Regions from separate parts of the Mus musculus genome. Here region 2 is linked to region 1. The links are chromatin loops, found by intact Hi-C in ENCODE. Cell type or tissue: heart. All regions are shown on one strand. Each heading gives the region's core, and the rest is flanking DNA. Links, peaks and the distances in the headings are about the cores only.

The links. A loop is a pair of places that touch in the nucleus more often than their neighbours do. Peaks named below come from ENCODE experiments on the same cell type or tissue, not always from the same donor. Only the 100,000 strongest peaks of a DNase experiment are listed, where the experiment ranks them.
Region 2: it touches region 1 in a loop (1.8-fold over the local background); 3 of 42 quality-filtered maps call a loop at or near these places.

The regions. Positions count from the first base shown.
Region 1 is chr2:70,987,061-70,995,042 of GRCm38, reverse strand. Mettl8 (methyltransferase like 8) reads left to right here. Exons shown (of 10, transcript NM_145524.3): 3 at 1,468-1,559. Among named protein-coding and RNA genes, the nearest start is that of Mettl8, 65 kb to the left of the region's middle. In heart, for the core only: no CTCF peak of the experiment used is centred there; DNase peaks (open chromatin) are centred at 4,682 and 5,012; H3K4me3 peaks cover 944 bases; H3K27ac peaks cover 2,955 bases.
Region 2 is chr2:70,902,908-70,910,889 of GRCm38, reverse strand. No RefSeq gene overlaps it. Among named protein-coding and RNA genes, the nearest start is that of Gm39843, 16 kb to the left of the region's middle. In heart, for the core only: no CTCF peak of the experiment used is centred there; no DNase peak of the experiment used is centred there; H3K27ac peaks cover 1,309 bases.

The sequences.
Region 1 (7,982 bases), core at 2,684-6,683:
TGTTTGGTTGTTTAGGAAAATGCCTCATTTCAGGAAATAGAGAGGTTGCATTCATTCCAAGAAGATGCTCTCCTCTCCTTCCTCCCTCTCCCCTCCTCCCCCTCCCCCCTGCTCCTCCACCCCTCTTCCTCTTCCTCCTTTGTTGTGGTTCTGGGCTTTGAACCCAGGGTATCATACATGGTATGCAACAAGAAATTTTTTTTTAAAAAGATTTATTTATTTTTTATTTACATGAGTCCACTGTAGCTGTCTTCAGACACAAATGAGAAGAGGGCATTGGATCCCATCACACATGGTTATGAGCCACCATGTGGTTGCTGGGATTTGAACTCAGGACCTCTGGCAGAGCAGTCAGTGCTCTTAACCGCTAAGCCATCTCTCCAGCCCAAGAAACATTTTTATAGCACAAAACACTATGTTCTCACACAAAGAGAATAAATTATGAAACTAAAAATACATAAAGCGAGAGATTTAAGAAAAGTGAATCTTTTACATCCTGTATCAAGTTCTCTGTCGGTTGGCTACGTGGCAACACACACCTATAACCCCAACATTTGGTGGGCTGGAACACAATCATGATGAGTTTGAGGTCAGCCTGGCCAACAAAATGAAATCTATCTCATATAAAACAGCAACAACAAAAGGTATCCTTCATTTAAATATAAGTTTACCAATATTTCAGAAATCGAGATAGCTTATAAGAAAAATAAAATTTAAAACTTAGAGAGGAACTAAATGTCTTAAAACTTTAAGGACCTGAGTTTGGGTCCTAGAACCCAATTTTAAAGAGTGTGGTGGTACATGACTAACCTCAATGCTGGGAGTGTGCGGAGAGTGGCTAGCTGGACAGTCACTCTAGCTAAACTGGTGAATGCCAGGCCCAGTGAGATGCCTTACCTCAAAAAAATAAAGTATAGAATGATTGAGGGAGATAGCTGATACTGATCTCCACATGTCCACATAAGGAAGCATACCCATGCACACGCACATGGACAGAACTGTGTGTGCATGCACACACTGCTGGCAGAGTGTCAAATGTGTGTTATAACAGGAGCATCAAGTCCTATTAGGGAGTGCCCTGCTCTGACATTAACAGAACATCAGTTAACAGACATCTGTTAACGGAAAGGCAGCACGTTTATCCTTAGAGGAGCATACACCACAGCAGCACTCAAACAGCCCTGCACTGGAATGTCCTGAGGATATGGCTAAAGCAGCCATTTCCCAATGGTGGCTGGCTGGTCCCACAGCCAGATCTAAACAGAAAACCTGTAGGAGTGGCAGGGCAGCACTTAGCACCAGGAACAGAACACAGGCCCGACACAAACGAGTTCCTTTGACATGGAATCAGTTTGTATCACATATGTCGGCCTTAATCTAGAGTGTGGGGTGGAGTCCCCGGCCACATGGGCTCTGCCTTCCCCACTTGTCAAATATGTTTTGCATCTTTTTTTTTTTCCTTAATAGGGATCACATGCAGTGGTCTAAAGAAGAAGAAGACGCAGCTAGAAAAAAGGTAGAGGAAAACTCAGCCACACGAGTCGCTCCAGAAGAGCAAGGTAAGGCTGGCATCCTGTCCCAGCATTTGGAAGTTCTGAGCTGCCACCCCAGCCAGTCAACCCATTTGCTACCTTTGGTGGGATTCCCAGTTCTTCCCTTGTAGTGGAACCGAAATTAATGAAATAAATTATGTATTCACCCTGTAATTGGTCTTTTGGTAGTCATATTGCTTTTTCTGGGAGATATGCATATGGGTGGCATTTTAAGCAAGATATGAAAATATAACTTTAAAATTTCCTCCTAACTACGCCACAGTGTGTCATTGTGTATTTCACTTGCTGGAAACTTCTAACAAATTCATAAACTTTGAGTAAAAAGAAAAAGTCATATCAAAATATTGTTGGCCTTTTAGGATAAGGGAGTGTGTGTTTGTGAGTTCGTGCATTAGTGTGTATGTGTGCATGTATGAGCAGTTCAGGGCACTTGGGTCAGGGCACTTGGGAGTCAGAGGTCAATTTCAAGTGTCTTTCTCTTTCACTCTCTGCCTGAGTTTTTTGGGGACAAGGTCTGTCACAGAGCCTGGCGCTCCTGCTTCAGCTAGACTGGCTGCACAGTGAGCTCTGTCTCTGCCCCACCCCCACTCCCAGATCTGAGGTCACAGAAGCATATTGCCACACCAGGAACCCTAGCTCAAGTCTTCCTGCCTTCACAGCAGGCTCTTTCCCCACTGAGCCTCCTTCCCAGCCCAGGCTAAGGTTTTAATGGGGATCAAAAGCAGTTTTCTTGGGAGACTTTGTGTTTAGAGTTTAATTCAGGGACCCAGCTTGACAACTTCATAAATAGCTCTTGAAGTTCGTCTTGGGCTATTATTAAACTACTAGTAATTGACAAGTGTTGAGAAGGATGCAGAGAAACAGGAGCCCTTGTGCACATTTGGTGTGAATGGTACAGCCACTATGGAAACCATTGTGCAGGCTCCCTAAAAATTAAATATGGAGGGCCTGGAGAGATGGCTCAGCAGTTAAGAGCAACCACTGTACTGGCTACTCTTGCAGAGGACCCTGGTTCGGTTCCTAGCACCCACATGGCAGCTACCGACTGCCTGTAACTCCTGTACCGGAATGCAGTACCCTCGTCTAACCTCCATAGATAACAGGCAGGCATGAGGAGCACTTACATCTACTCAGGCAAGCTCGTGTACAAATAAAATGAATCTTTTAAAATTTTTTAAAAGTAGCACTCCCTATAATACATCAATTCACTTTAAAGATAGATCCCAAAAGATTCAAAGCACACTCTCAAAGAGGTAATATGAGTTCCATGTTCATATCAGCAATCTCTATGTTAGGCAAGAGAGAAACATAATCAAACCACAAGTGTTATAAGACAAGCAGCACTAGTAAATGATGCCCTGTTGAATGAATGGATGAAAAGACACGTAAGTTTAGCCTTAGAGAAAAGAACAGTTCAGTGCTAACACCTGAGGAATAGTGCCCAGTATCCGATGTTCCGAGGACGAGGCATGAGCAGCCATTTTCCAGGGCCTGTAGCTCCCGTACATAAATGATAATGAAATGTGCTGCATGATGGTGATTGCCAAGGGATGGTTGAGTGGAGAGTTGGAGTTATGTAGTGGGGTTCGAGTTAGAGTTTGCATTATGGAGAGTCCAGAGGTCTGCTTCACAACAGCGTGAACAGACCTAACGCCGTGGGAGCATGCACTTAAGAATGACTAAGATGCTCCATTTTATGTGCTTTTACCACAATTTTAAAAATGTCACACAGAAAAAGAAAATGTTTAGAAGTGGTCAGTGTCCTTCACAGTGAGTGACTCCTAGTCACTTTGCCTAACAGCTGTCCTCACTGTATACCATTTTCTACCTTATTTTCCTTAAAATGACCTTTTACTTTAGGACATCTGTGCTCTCTCCTTTTGGTGTGTGTGTGTGTGTAGGTATGTTCATGTGTACACGAGTGCACATGTGTGCATATGCATGTGGAGAGCAGGGGTCAACCTGGAGTGCTATTCCTTAGTTACTAGTCACCTTTTGTGGGGAGGGGGTCAGGCAGGGTTTTTCACTGGCCTAGGCCCCATCAAGGAGGCTGGGCTGGCTGCCAGGGAGTCTCAGGACCCACCTACCCTGCCTCCTCACCGCTGGGATTATTATGACTAGTCCAGCTAGCAAGTTTGCCGCTGGGCTCTCCATTCTCTGCCTCTCTGGTGCTGGGATGACATCCAGCTGTCATACCTCTTCTGTGAGTTCAGAGGAGTTGAATTCTTGCACAGCCAGCACCTTGTCCACTGAGCCATTTCCCTAGCCTGCACCATGTTTTATAAAGTTTTATTAGGACACGGATTTGTTCACTTGTTGACATATTCTCTGTGGTTGCTTTTGAGCTATTTGGTCCAAAGGAGACTGTAAATGTCACATAAATATCTGGGCAGTGGTGGCACAATCCTTTAATCCCAGCACTCGGGAGGCAGAGGCAGGTGGATCTCTGAGTTCGAGGCCAGCCTGGTCTACAGAATGAGTTCCAGGACAGCCAGAGTTGCACAGAGAAATCATGTCTTGAAAAACAAAAACAAATAAAAATAAAACAAACAAATCAAAAGACTAAATACCTATCAGGCAGTATATTGGAAGATTCTTCCAAAGCTAGAATTCTAGTGCTAGATTGACCAGATATGCAGAAACTCCCCAGGGAAAAATGCTCGTACTCCTCCCTGTAAGGCGCAGAGTGAACATCAGGAGAAGCACAGTTGAAATGATGTTAGCTTGCAGCTGCTGAAATCTGAAGCAAAGGTATCTGGGAAGGCTAAGAGAATGGGACAGCCCTCAGCCTTTAGCTGGCAAAGGAGCCAGTGCAACCAATCCTGCTCTCTGGAGTCATTGGTGGCCTATCGATTCCTCTGGCCTTGCTTGTTATTCCTTAGTGGTAGTTCTTCACCATCAGCATCAGTGTATCCTTGGGTGGACAGGAAAGACGAGCCCCTGACCCCAGTGGAATGACTCTATTTCTATGGGCTCTAGCCAGACAGACCTGGGGTGGAATACAGCCAGGGAGTGTTGAGGCTGGACTTGAGGACTCATCCCATGGCCAGTGCTGCCTTCCATCGGCCAGCACCACATTCCCTCACAGGAACTCTGTCACTGCTTCTGAGGAAGTATAACTTCACTTCTTTGCCAGCAGCTGCGTGGACATATTTTCCACATTACTCAAGCTTCTGCTAGTGGCCTCCTGAATACAGCAGAGCTTCCAGCCTGAACGATGTTCCACATTGTCAGTTGTTTTAATTTACTTCCAGGAAATGAAAACTCATTCATGCTATTATCTGCACATTATCCTAATAATATGAAAAGGCAGGGATTTTTAAAACTCCCTTTTGAATGTTTGTGTTCCGAACTTAAATAGAGCAGGGCTGATCATGTTAAAGTTCTCTGTGCATGGCCGCCCACTTTGTCCTATTTGAGCTAACAATGAACTTGAGCGCAGCTAATGAGGAGGTTATTTTAGAGCCTCAGAAACCGCAGTAAAGGAAAAGGACGGTTCCCACAGAACCACAGTGGGACCAAAATAGAAAGGTGGTGACGGGCCACTCCATAGAAGAGGAAAGACAGGAGCAAGGAGGTGCTGGCACCACTCTGAGGTGCCTGCTTTGCCATTGCTATGACAGCCCTTTCTAAGTGTTTCTTCTGGCTACTGTGAAGATAAAGAACTAAAGATTCCATTTCAGAATGACTCAAAGAAATAGAGATTTGTTCTGGGTCACCTCTGCATCCCGCCACTCAGTGCACCGGGCGCCACGGTGTCAGGGGACCACTGCAGGAAAAGACTTGAGTTATACGGAGGATATCTTGTATTTAAAGCAAGGTGGTGAGTGCAGAGAGGGCTAAGCTCCCAGTGGGTAACAAGGAAGGAAACTGTGGTCTGAGGAACATCAGTGAATGGCAGCATGTCTCAGGGACAGCCACACAGCAGTCTCTGCTAGGATCGCAGACCCCACTCAAGTCTTGGGTGAGGCTTCTCATTCGCTGCGTTATCCCTCTGATGAGTCAGTATGGGTCAAGGTAAATAGATCGTTCTGCTCTGCTTCCAGACTTAGTGAGAACCCGACAGAAGCTTTGACCTCTACACCAGCTTTCCTTATCTAAGAGAGTCCCTGAGTGTTTGAAAGAGCCAGCGCTCTGGCATCACAAAGTCTGCAGAGCAGGCACACTGCTATTGATCCTATCTCCTTTATTAAGCCCCTGGGAGGAACACTGCTTATTCTTCCAGCTAGCCAACCCTGTCACATTTCTTCTGCTCCCTGTATGTCACTCTTCCTTCTCCCACTTTTCACCTATTGTCAGAGCTGTTGGTGAGAACAGAAGTTAGAAAAACACACTCACAATCTGAAAATAAGATCGCCTACATGACAGATAATCACTTTTTGCTGTTGAATGACCCAGCCTCGTTTGCATAATGAGAATGTATAGCACCCAGGCTCCAGTTAGCAATATTTCCTTCAATTAGATTGCCCAGACTAATGACTTTTAATTCCATGTTTTCTTTTCCTAATTACTTTTCAATTTTATTATAGCTCATATTTCTTTTAAAACCAGGTTAACCCAGAGAAATAAAAAAGATATAATCAGTGTTTCTTGAGTAAACATGATTATATTTTATAATCTCCTTAAAAAGATCTCCAGTGTGCTATATGTCAGCTGGTCGTACAGCAAATGTAAAGGTTTTTTAAAACTTACAACAGCAGCTGCTGTATGCACTTTAAAATATCTTTGTAAATGAAGTCCTACCTAGGGTAGGTTAGCTACATTAGGCAGATGATGAAAGAATGTATCCTTGTGTTGTGAATACCTTACCACTGAAGAGAATGTTCTATATGAAGGGAAAGAAAAACAGAATAGTTAAACACCCTGTGCTGATAAATATAGCTGCCTCTAAGATGACTCTGGCTGCTAAAAGTTTCATGCAGTGCTCTTAGAATTACACTTTTAATTTTATAATTTTAAGAGTTTTCTTTTATTAGACAGTGAACTTCCTTCAGTGACATGTGGAAATTTCCAACTTTGAAAGTTCAGGTATTTGCGTAATTGATGTGCAAAAATAACTTTAAATTACTTTTTGTTACATAGCAACTTAGAATAAATTTTCATAATTCATATTATCACATCATATATTCCAGATACCTAAATGGCTTGATTTGGGTTTTCAGTTATGGTGTTCAGGGTAATTCTGATGATCTGTGGGCTTGTGAGCATGTAAGCGTGGCTAGTGTGCTATGTCTCTGTTCTGCTCAGCAGTCTAGAACATAATAAGTGAAGAATTGAGATCTCCCCTCACTAAACTAGGCTGAAACCAATTGCTCTATCCCTTTCATTGTCACTAGCATAGACCAGTTTACTCTGGACAGCTAGCAACCTAGGATCACATAAGAAAAAGGTGTTCCTCCAAGGAAAATCCGTCACTTAGACGCCTGTTAAAGTCGAGGCAGCCCAGCTTTCCCTACGCTGCATAGACTGTGGTTCCTGGCCTGAAGCTGTGGCAGTTAGCGGCAAAGTGAGCCTGAAGTCTTTGTCGTGGTCAGAGAGTGGCACCTGTTGTTCCCTGCCATTACAGGCATGCTTTCAATTCCAGAAATTCAATCCTACACTGGAGGTGTTTCCTGTCTCCGTAATTATGATGAAGTCAGGTGCGCTTCTGTAAGGTCATGGAAACACCCTCAGAACTACAGGGTTGCCAGCATTGGTGGAAGACACTGTTGGGTGGGGGAACACACTCCAGCCACGGGTGCTGATCCTGCCTAGTGACTACCCAACAAACCAACCTGTACTCTTAGAGCATTTTATGGTTCTGTTGCTAACCATGGATTCATCCCGTAGGCTCATATAGCTTGCATTGGATCTCACAGAAAGAACTTGGTCTAATTGATTCTGTACTTATCTCTCTTTATGAAGGCTAACTCCAGCCAGCATTATTTTTACAACACTCCTATACTTATTAAAACTTAGACTGGTTTCAACTTGGTGCTTTGTAATTGAGAGGAAAATAAGAATCAGAAAAACAGATTATCTTTGGGGGTATTTTTGAGGGAACACATGTTAACTTTGTATTAAGGTGACGGTGCTATGTGATGGCCATGGTCCGAGGGCTCTGGAGTCTGACCGACTTAATCTAGGTCCTGATGCTGCCTGCCCTTTCTGGCTATGTCTGGGGGGAAAAAAATCTTAAGCCCTTTGACATTGAATTTCTTGTTGTCTATCTGAAAGATATTGTTAACCCCAAATTGTTGTCTTCTCCCCTCCCTTTCCCATTCTTTCCTCTTTCATTTTCTCTCCTCATTTGGTGTGGCAAACCCAGAGGATAAAAATGAGGGTTCATGGGAAGAGCTCAAGTTTATTCAATGTCCAGAACACCGACAAGCGGGAATTTTGTGCTCTCGGGTCTCATGCCATGGTGGGCAGGGAAAACATCAGATTTGG
Region 2 (7,982 bases), core at 1,728-5,727, 83 kb after region 1:
TGATTTGCCTACATGTGTGTCTGTGCACCGTGTGCACACAGTGCCTGAGGAGGCCAGCAGAGGATGTCCAGTTCTCTGGAGTCAGAGTGACAGAAATTATTAACCACTGTGTGAGTGCTGGGAATTGAACCCAGGTCCTCTGCAAGAGCGGCCGGTGCTCTTAATCGCTGAGCCATCTCTTGAGCTCCCAATGTTGCTGTCTCAGCTCCATTTCCTGTGGCTGCGATAAAAACGTCCTGAAAAAGCAGCTTTCATGGAGAGGATTCAATTCTCTCACAGCTCTGGGTCACCGTGCAACACTGCAGGGGAGTCAAAGCAGGAACAGGAAGCAGCCGGTCACATCCACAGTCAGGAGCAGAGAGAGAGAGAGAGAATGCTTGTCTGCATGCTTGCTGGTGCTTGGCTGCTCTCCTATTCACCAAGCTCAGGACCCAGCCCATGAAATGGTGGCACTCACGTTCAGGGTGAGTCTTCCCACTTCTATGAACACAGTTAAGAAGATCCCTTCTGGGTATATGCACAGGCCAACTCAATCCAAACAAGTCTTCATTGAGACTTTCTTCGCAGATTACTCTAGATTACGTCAATGTCTTAGTCACTGTTCTGCTGTGTGAAGAGACACCATGGCGGAGGCAACTCTTACCAAAGAAAGCATTTAGCTGGAGCCTTGCTAACATTTTCAGAGTTCGTCCATGACCATCATGGCGGGAGTGAACAAACAAGGCATCGGAGCAGTAGCTGAGAGCTTTACATCTGATCCACAGCAGTGGGTGTATGTCAGGCATCCTCAAAGCCCACTCCACCCTCAGTGACACACTTCCAACAAGAGCATACCTCCTAGTGCTTCCTGAACAATTCTATTCAGTGGGGACAAAGCATTCAAACATCAGCCTGGGGGGTAAGGGGAGAGGTATTCTCCTCTAAACCCTCATAGTTAGTTTAGCAATTAAATATAGCAATCACAGTTGCCACCAAGCAATGGACATAACAGTAGTACTTTTCATTCTCTTCAGCTCTTGAAAATGTCCTCCAGGGTGTCCTTTCTGAGGAAAGGCAACCTTATCAGAGGATGAGTTTTCTTTCTATCCACTGTCCAGGTTCTCGTGGCATCTCATAGGAATGAATGTCCCCTACCCTCAGGAAACAGAACACAGATGTCAGCCATCTCCAGAGGACTGAGGCCAAAGGCTGTTTTCCCTGAACATTTCTGGCCAGCAATACAGACTACTGTCTTGAGCAACTCCTTGTAAGGGCTCTCCTCCTTCCATATGTGCAGAAGGCTAAAAAGACAGCTGCTGTGTTTGAGTCAGAAATGTCTCTCACAGACCTATCTGTTTGAAAATCTGGTCCCTAACTGCTGGTGCTGTTTTGGTAGGTTGTGAAAGCTTTGGAACATGGGACCTATCTGGTGGAAGTGGGTCACTCAGACAGACCTCTGGAGGTTACTCCACTTCTGTTGCTGGTCCATGTTTATCTGCTTCCTGTTCTATAGTCATGTCCCATCACTGTGGACGATACAGCCACGCCTACCTGCCTTTTCTACCATGAGGGACGGAAATGAGCTAAAAAGAAGCCTTTTTTCCTTCAGCTATTTCTGTCATGTGTGTATATATATTTGCCTCATAGAAAAGAAAAAGCGATTAAGACAATAGCCAGATTTGATTTTTAAAAACCAGGTCATATATCAAATGATGGTCCAGCCTCCACGTGGCCTATTGGGATGGAGGCTTTGGAGCCAGGGGATGCATCTGATCGGCTACAATGGAAACAGGGAACTAGAGGAACGGCTCACTATGCAAATGGAAGCATACAAACACCCTTATAAATGCAAGGATGCAGAGAAGAGGCCATTGAAGCAGAACCCACTGGCTGTTTGGGGTCCTTACAGTAATCTGGCTACAGTTTACCTGCTCGCCAAATGACTCTGGAAAGCTAATAGCTCCTGGAACATACTGGCTGGCAGTACATGTGATGGCTATGGGTTTCTTCCCTACACAACTCAAGTATGCAGTCATGTGACTTCACCCCACCCCCACCTTGCCCAACCAAAATACTTTCCATTCTTGCCATGCCTGAGATTCTTTTAATAAGAGAAAACCTTCCATCCCACAGTTACAGATAAGGCTTGGTGCCCTAGGGGGTGGAGAGAGAACTGGCTTAAATACAGAGGAGGGTTGTCACAGGAAGACCTTCTGACATCTCTTTGTAAAAATGTTTTCTTCTCCTGGGAAGCCAGGGAGTTAACAGGCTGTGACATTGCCTATTGTTCTTGAGCAAGGCACATAATCTCTCTGTCCTTTCTCAGAAGACAGGCTTTACGCATGTGCCGAGAGACAGGAACATCTGCAAGTGCCCTGCTTGGTTTAGAAATCGTGCTCTCACCCTTTATGTTTCTGTCTAGAAAGTAAAATGAAGAAACCTGCTCTAGACTGGCTCAAGCTGAGAAACCCCAAAGGCCTGGGAGAGGAGGCAAAAGCTTAGCGCCGTGAGCCTTCATCATCACCTTCTGTCATCTTGCATTTCTGCAAAGCCTTGTGGCAGAGCAATCAATCCATCATCAATCATCAATTAGTCAATAACAAACAGCCCTACCAGTTAGTTCCTGGGTCAAATGATTCTGAGGGTTGACTGAATATCAGACTGGAAAAGAATCCAGAGACCAGACTTAGTGTATTTAACACAACAGCCATGATTGACAACTTTATTATTGTGTAATAGATACACAATAACTAATACGTATTTGAAATGTATCATTTGATCTGTTTTGACATAAGAATGTAATTATAACATTGTCACCTCAATCAAGAGAGTGGAAATCCCCCCCCCCCCCCAGCTTTCTCCTACTCTGAAATATTCTCCCTCTTCTGTCTTGCTGTCTCTCGTCTACCAGAAGCCACTAAAACTACAGATTAGTTTTCACTTTCTGGACGACAAAATAAATAAACTCCTATTGCAGGCTCTCTTGTTTTTAATCTATTTTTTTAAGGGAGGTGTGGAGGGAACAAGTCTTACTATGTAGCCATGTAGCCCAGGCTGGCCCTGAAGTTATGAAGAACTGGGATTACAAGTGTGTATCAGCACATACGAGAGTGTACCACCATGACAAACTTAATGTGTTCCTTTTTATGGCAGCTTTCCCTGGACCTTTGGTTTTTCGTTTCTGAATGATTGTTAGGTTAAACTATCTGAGTGACTCTGGTCTCTTTTTAACCAGTTGTCTCTTGTAGGCTCGTGTGCTGGCTGTAACTCTGTGCTGTGTGAAGAGACCAGAAAACATCCAGTGTGTGATGTACCAGTTTGTACACCTATCCGTGGGCATTTGAGTAGTTTCAGTTTGAGGCTACTACGAAAGAAGAGATTAGAAATATTCATGTCCAAGTCTGTGAAGATGTGTTTTCTTTTCTCTTAGGTAAATACTTAGAAGTGAATGGCTGGGTGATACAATGGAGTGTGTGATTTTTTTTTTAAAGAATCTAACACATTGCTTTCTAACAGGGCTGTAGCCTTCATATTCCTTCCCACGAGCAAGGCCTGGGTATTCATGTTCCTCTGCCTCCGTTTTTGCACCTGGTGTGGTCAGTGTTGGTTGGTTGGCTTCTTCCTTTGTGTGGCATTGTGGGTTTAACCCAGGGTCTTGCTAAGCAAGTACGTGGCCATTGAGCTACATCTTCAGGATGGCCAATCTCTTTAGCTTTAACTGTCCATTAGTTATAGTTTTGGTTTGGAGTTTCCAAACAGCTGACGGCATCAAGAATCTTCTTCTTTGCTTATTTATCTTAAAGATCTCTTCAAAACTCTTGGCTCATTTAAATACTTTTTATACTATTGAATCTTCAGAATTTCCAATATATATTGACAATTATATAAAAATATATTTATATTATATTTAATAAATTATATTAATATTATATGAGCATTAAATGTATGTTTATATATTATATAAAATATATGCATATATGGTGTAAATTCATTTTCAAATATATCTTCCAAAAATCCTTATTCTGAAACAGAAATAACAAATTAGATTTTGGATTTTTTTTCCTCCTGGTTTTCTGTTTTCTATTTCATTTCCTGTCTCTATCATTTCTTTTCTCTGTTTACTTTGGATTTCATTCTCATTTAATCTCTCTCTCTCTCTCTCTCTCTCTCTCTCTCTCTCTGCCGTATTGTATTATGTTCAGGTATACTTTTTATTTTATTTTTGTTTGTTTGGACACAGAGTCTTGCTTGAGTGTCTGTTCTAATTTCATTTCTGCTACTGTAATAAAATACTCTGACTGAATGCACTTTAATAGGGAAAGGAGTTTATTTGGCTTAGAATTCGAGGTTACAGTTCATAATTGCAGAGACATCAGTGACAGGAGCTTGAGACAGCTGGTCATAGCATCTCCACAGTCAGGAACACAGAGAGAGCAAAGCCACAGGGTAGCCTGCTCGAAGCTATTTGATCTCCCCTGGATTGCTTCACTCTTACAAAGTTCAGAGTCCAGTTTTCCCACTTCAGTTAACTATCACGATAATCCCCTACAGATATGCCCACAGGCCAATCTGATTTAGATAATTCCTCAGTAAGATTCTTTTCCCCAACTGTGGTGACTCACTTCTTTAATCCTAGAACTTGGGAGGCAAAGGTAGATGAATCTCTGTGAGTTAGAAGCCAGTCTCATCTACAAGGCGAGCCCAGGACAGCCAAGGCTGACATAGAGAGAAAGCATTTTTCCCCAACTCAAGTGGGGTCACAGAGATCCAGGAGCCTCCTATAGGGGTCTGACCTAGGTGTTCTGCATATATGCTATAGTTGTATAGCTTGGTGTTCTTGTGGGACTCCTAACAGTGGAGCGGGAACTGTCTCTGAATCTCTTGCCTGCCTTTGGGACCCTTTGCCTCCTACTGGGTTGCCTCGTTTAGCTTTGCTGTCAGAATATGTGCCTGGTCTTATTGTAGCTTGCTTTGTCATATTTGGTTGATGTTCCTGAAGACCTGTTCTCTTCCGAGGGGAGGTGAAGTGGGGATAGATCCAGGGTAAAGGGGAGGAGAGAGGAGAGACTGAGGGGAGAACAGGGAAGAGAAACTGCAGTCAGATGTAATATACAAGAAAGGAATAAATAAAACAGAAAAAAAAGAAGACTCTTTCTTCAGGTAATTCTGGGTTGTGTCAAGTTGACTTTTAAAAAGCCACTATGCCCAGATTCCATTTAACCTATATTCCTGATTCCCTTTATTTTCTTTTTGTCTCACAACTTACTGATTTCATTTTTCAACTGTATAAGTGTGTTATGATTCTACCTTCCTTTTTTTTTTATCAACTTACTACCTTTAATGCTGCTGATTTTGTGGGTGTTTTAGGGACTATAGATATAAAACTTGTGCTGCTATGATGAACAAATGTATGCTGGAGATGAGAAAAACAAGAAAAGAATGTGTGCGCCATGGACAGAGCTGGAACTGGAGACATGACGTCGGTGACAGATGAGAGAGAGGGCTGAGCTGGACTTGTGGTCCAGTGGAGTCAGTCAGTGTGATGGTTTATAGCAGCAGCCTGGAGCTTATGCAGCCACAGACTCAGCCCTTGAACCTGACACCCAGCAGCAGGATTCCCCCTGACTCTGGGCAACGATGGAGACCCGAGATGAGAAAAGGTTCACTTTCTAGATTGGGCCTCCTTAAAGGACCAATGTAGTCCAAGATGCCACCAGAGGCCATGTTGGTGGTCCCTGCTGCTGCCCCAGTCTGAGAACTACGTGGATGTCCGCAGCCTGTGCTGCTGCCTGATGCTATGATGTCTGTCTTAGGGTTTTACTGCTACGAAGAGATACCGTGACCAAGGCTACTCTTTTAAGGGAAAGCAGTTAATTGGGGGCTGGCTGTCAGTTTCAGGGGTTTAGTCCATGATCATGGCAGAAAGCATGGCAGTGTGCAGGTAGACATGATGCTGGAGAAGGATCTGAGAGTTCTACCTCTTGATCCTCAAGGCAGCAGGAGACTGTCTTCTTCAGGCAGCCAGGAGACTAAACTCCACACTGGGCAGAGCTTGAGCAGAGAAAAACCTCAAAACCCATATGGTTGCACTTTCTACAACAACACCACACCTCCTAATAATGCCACTCCCCGTGGGCCAAGCACTCAAACACATGAGTCTATGGGGCCAATCCTGTTCGAATCACCACAATGTCCTCAGGCATTGCTGTCTCAGGGGACGATCCCATGTGCAGCCACCTCAGGCCATGTTGAGACCTATGGCCTGTATTCCCACCCAAACCCACTCGGATGTTTGTGGTCTGAGCAGCTGCCTGAAGCCATGTTAATGTCCTTGGGTGCTGGCCCACAGCATGGTGGCGTGGGTGCATGAGAGCTGACCCCAGCTCACTTTGGTACTGCTCTCTTCAGCTGATGGCTTCTGGCAAGAAAGCAGGCAGAGAAAGATTCATTCTCCCTGGGGGGGCTGGCCAATAGGAATTTGACCATGCTCCAGTAAGTGTACTAACAATCCAAAATGGACTTGGTGGTTTTTTTTTCCTTTTTCTCCTTTCTCCATTTTAATTTTGGGGGAGGGTGGGTGGGAAGGGAGGTCAGAATAGGATGCAGACATGTAAAGGATTGGGAGCTAAGCACAATTGAGGTGCACCATATGAGATTCCAAAGTAACCAATAAAAGATAATTTTTAAAAATTGGAAAATATTAATGTATACCTAGCCTACCCTTAGTCACATAGTCTAAGAGTCTGGTGAGGCTGTCCTCCATTTCTTCCTCCTGGCATCAATGCTATTGTTTCCAATGTTTTACTTAGGCATCTCCTATAATAACACTCAGAATACAGTGGTATTTATACTTAAACCATCAATTATCTTTTAACGTTATAAAGACTCTGAGATTTTAAGAACAAAACAGCCTTCCATATTTCCCCACAGCGTTACCCCTTTTCATCCTGCTCCATTCTTGTCTAGATCCATATTTCCATCTGGTGATATTTTCCTCCTGCCTGAATTTCTTCTTTTTTTTTTTTTTTTTTCCTTTTCTGTTTCTTGTACGTTAGGTCTGTTCGTGATGCATTCTTCCATCTTTTATATATCAGGAAACTCTGTTGATGCACCTTTATCCTTGGGAGATATTTTCACTGGATTAAATATCTAGATGACAGTTTATTTTTCTTCCAATAGCTTAAAGATGCCACTCCGTCGTCTCAGCCTCCTGTAATTTCTCAGGAGGAATGCGTGGCAAACCCTGTCTTTGCTCTTCTGCCTGCTTTTCCTGGCTGCTTTTCAACGTTTTATCTTCATCACTGATTTTTTTTTTTTTGAGCTCTTTGACTCTGATATGGTTCTGTGGGGTTTTCCTCAGGAGACTTTGCGCTTAGGCTTCCCCGTGTTTCTTCTACCCATTTGTTTTGGGTTTTCAGCAAAGCTGAACTATTTCAATCTCTTCAGATGGTTTGTGTGTCCTTCCCACACCCGTAGGACACCGGTGGCACGTCTATTTATCTCTGAGGTCACGATACAGTTCACAGTCGGACTTTAATTCATCTGTAGAAAGTTTTTCCTTCTGGGATTTAATTTTAGATTTATTTAGATCTGTTGCCTTATATATTTATATAGTCAGATTTACTGCTTTGTCTTCAAGTTCACAATCTTTTGCCATGAACTCTGTCTTAGTTGGGATTTTACTCCATGAAGAGACATCATGACCACAGCAGTTCTTATAAAGGACATTTAATCGTGGCTGGCTTACAGTTTCAGAGGTTTCGTGCATTATCGTCATGGTGGAAAGCATGGCAGCCCGCGGGAAGGCATGGGGCTGGAGAAGGAGCTGAGAGTTCTACATCTCGATCCCCAGGCGTCAAGATCAGACTTCGTTCCACACTAGGCAGAGCTTGAGCATTTAAGAGACTTCAAAGCCTACCCTGACAGGGACACACTTCCTCCAACAAGGTCACGTCTCCTAATAGTGCCACTCTCTATGAACCAAGCATTCAAACATTAATCTA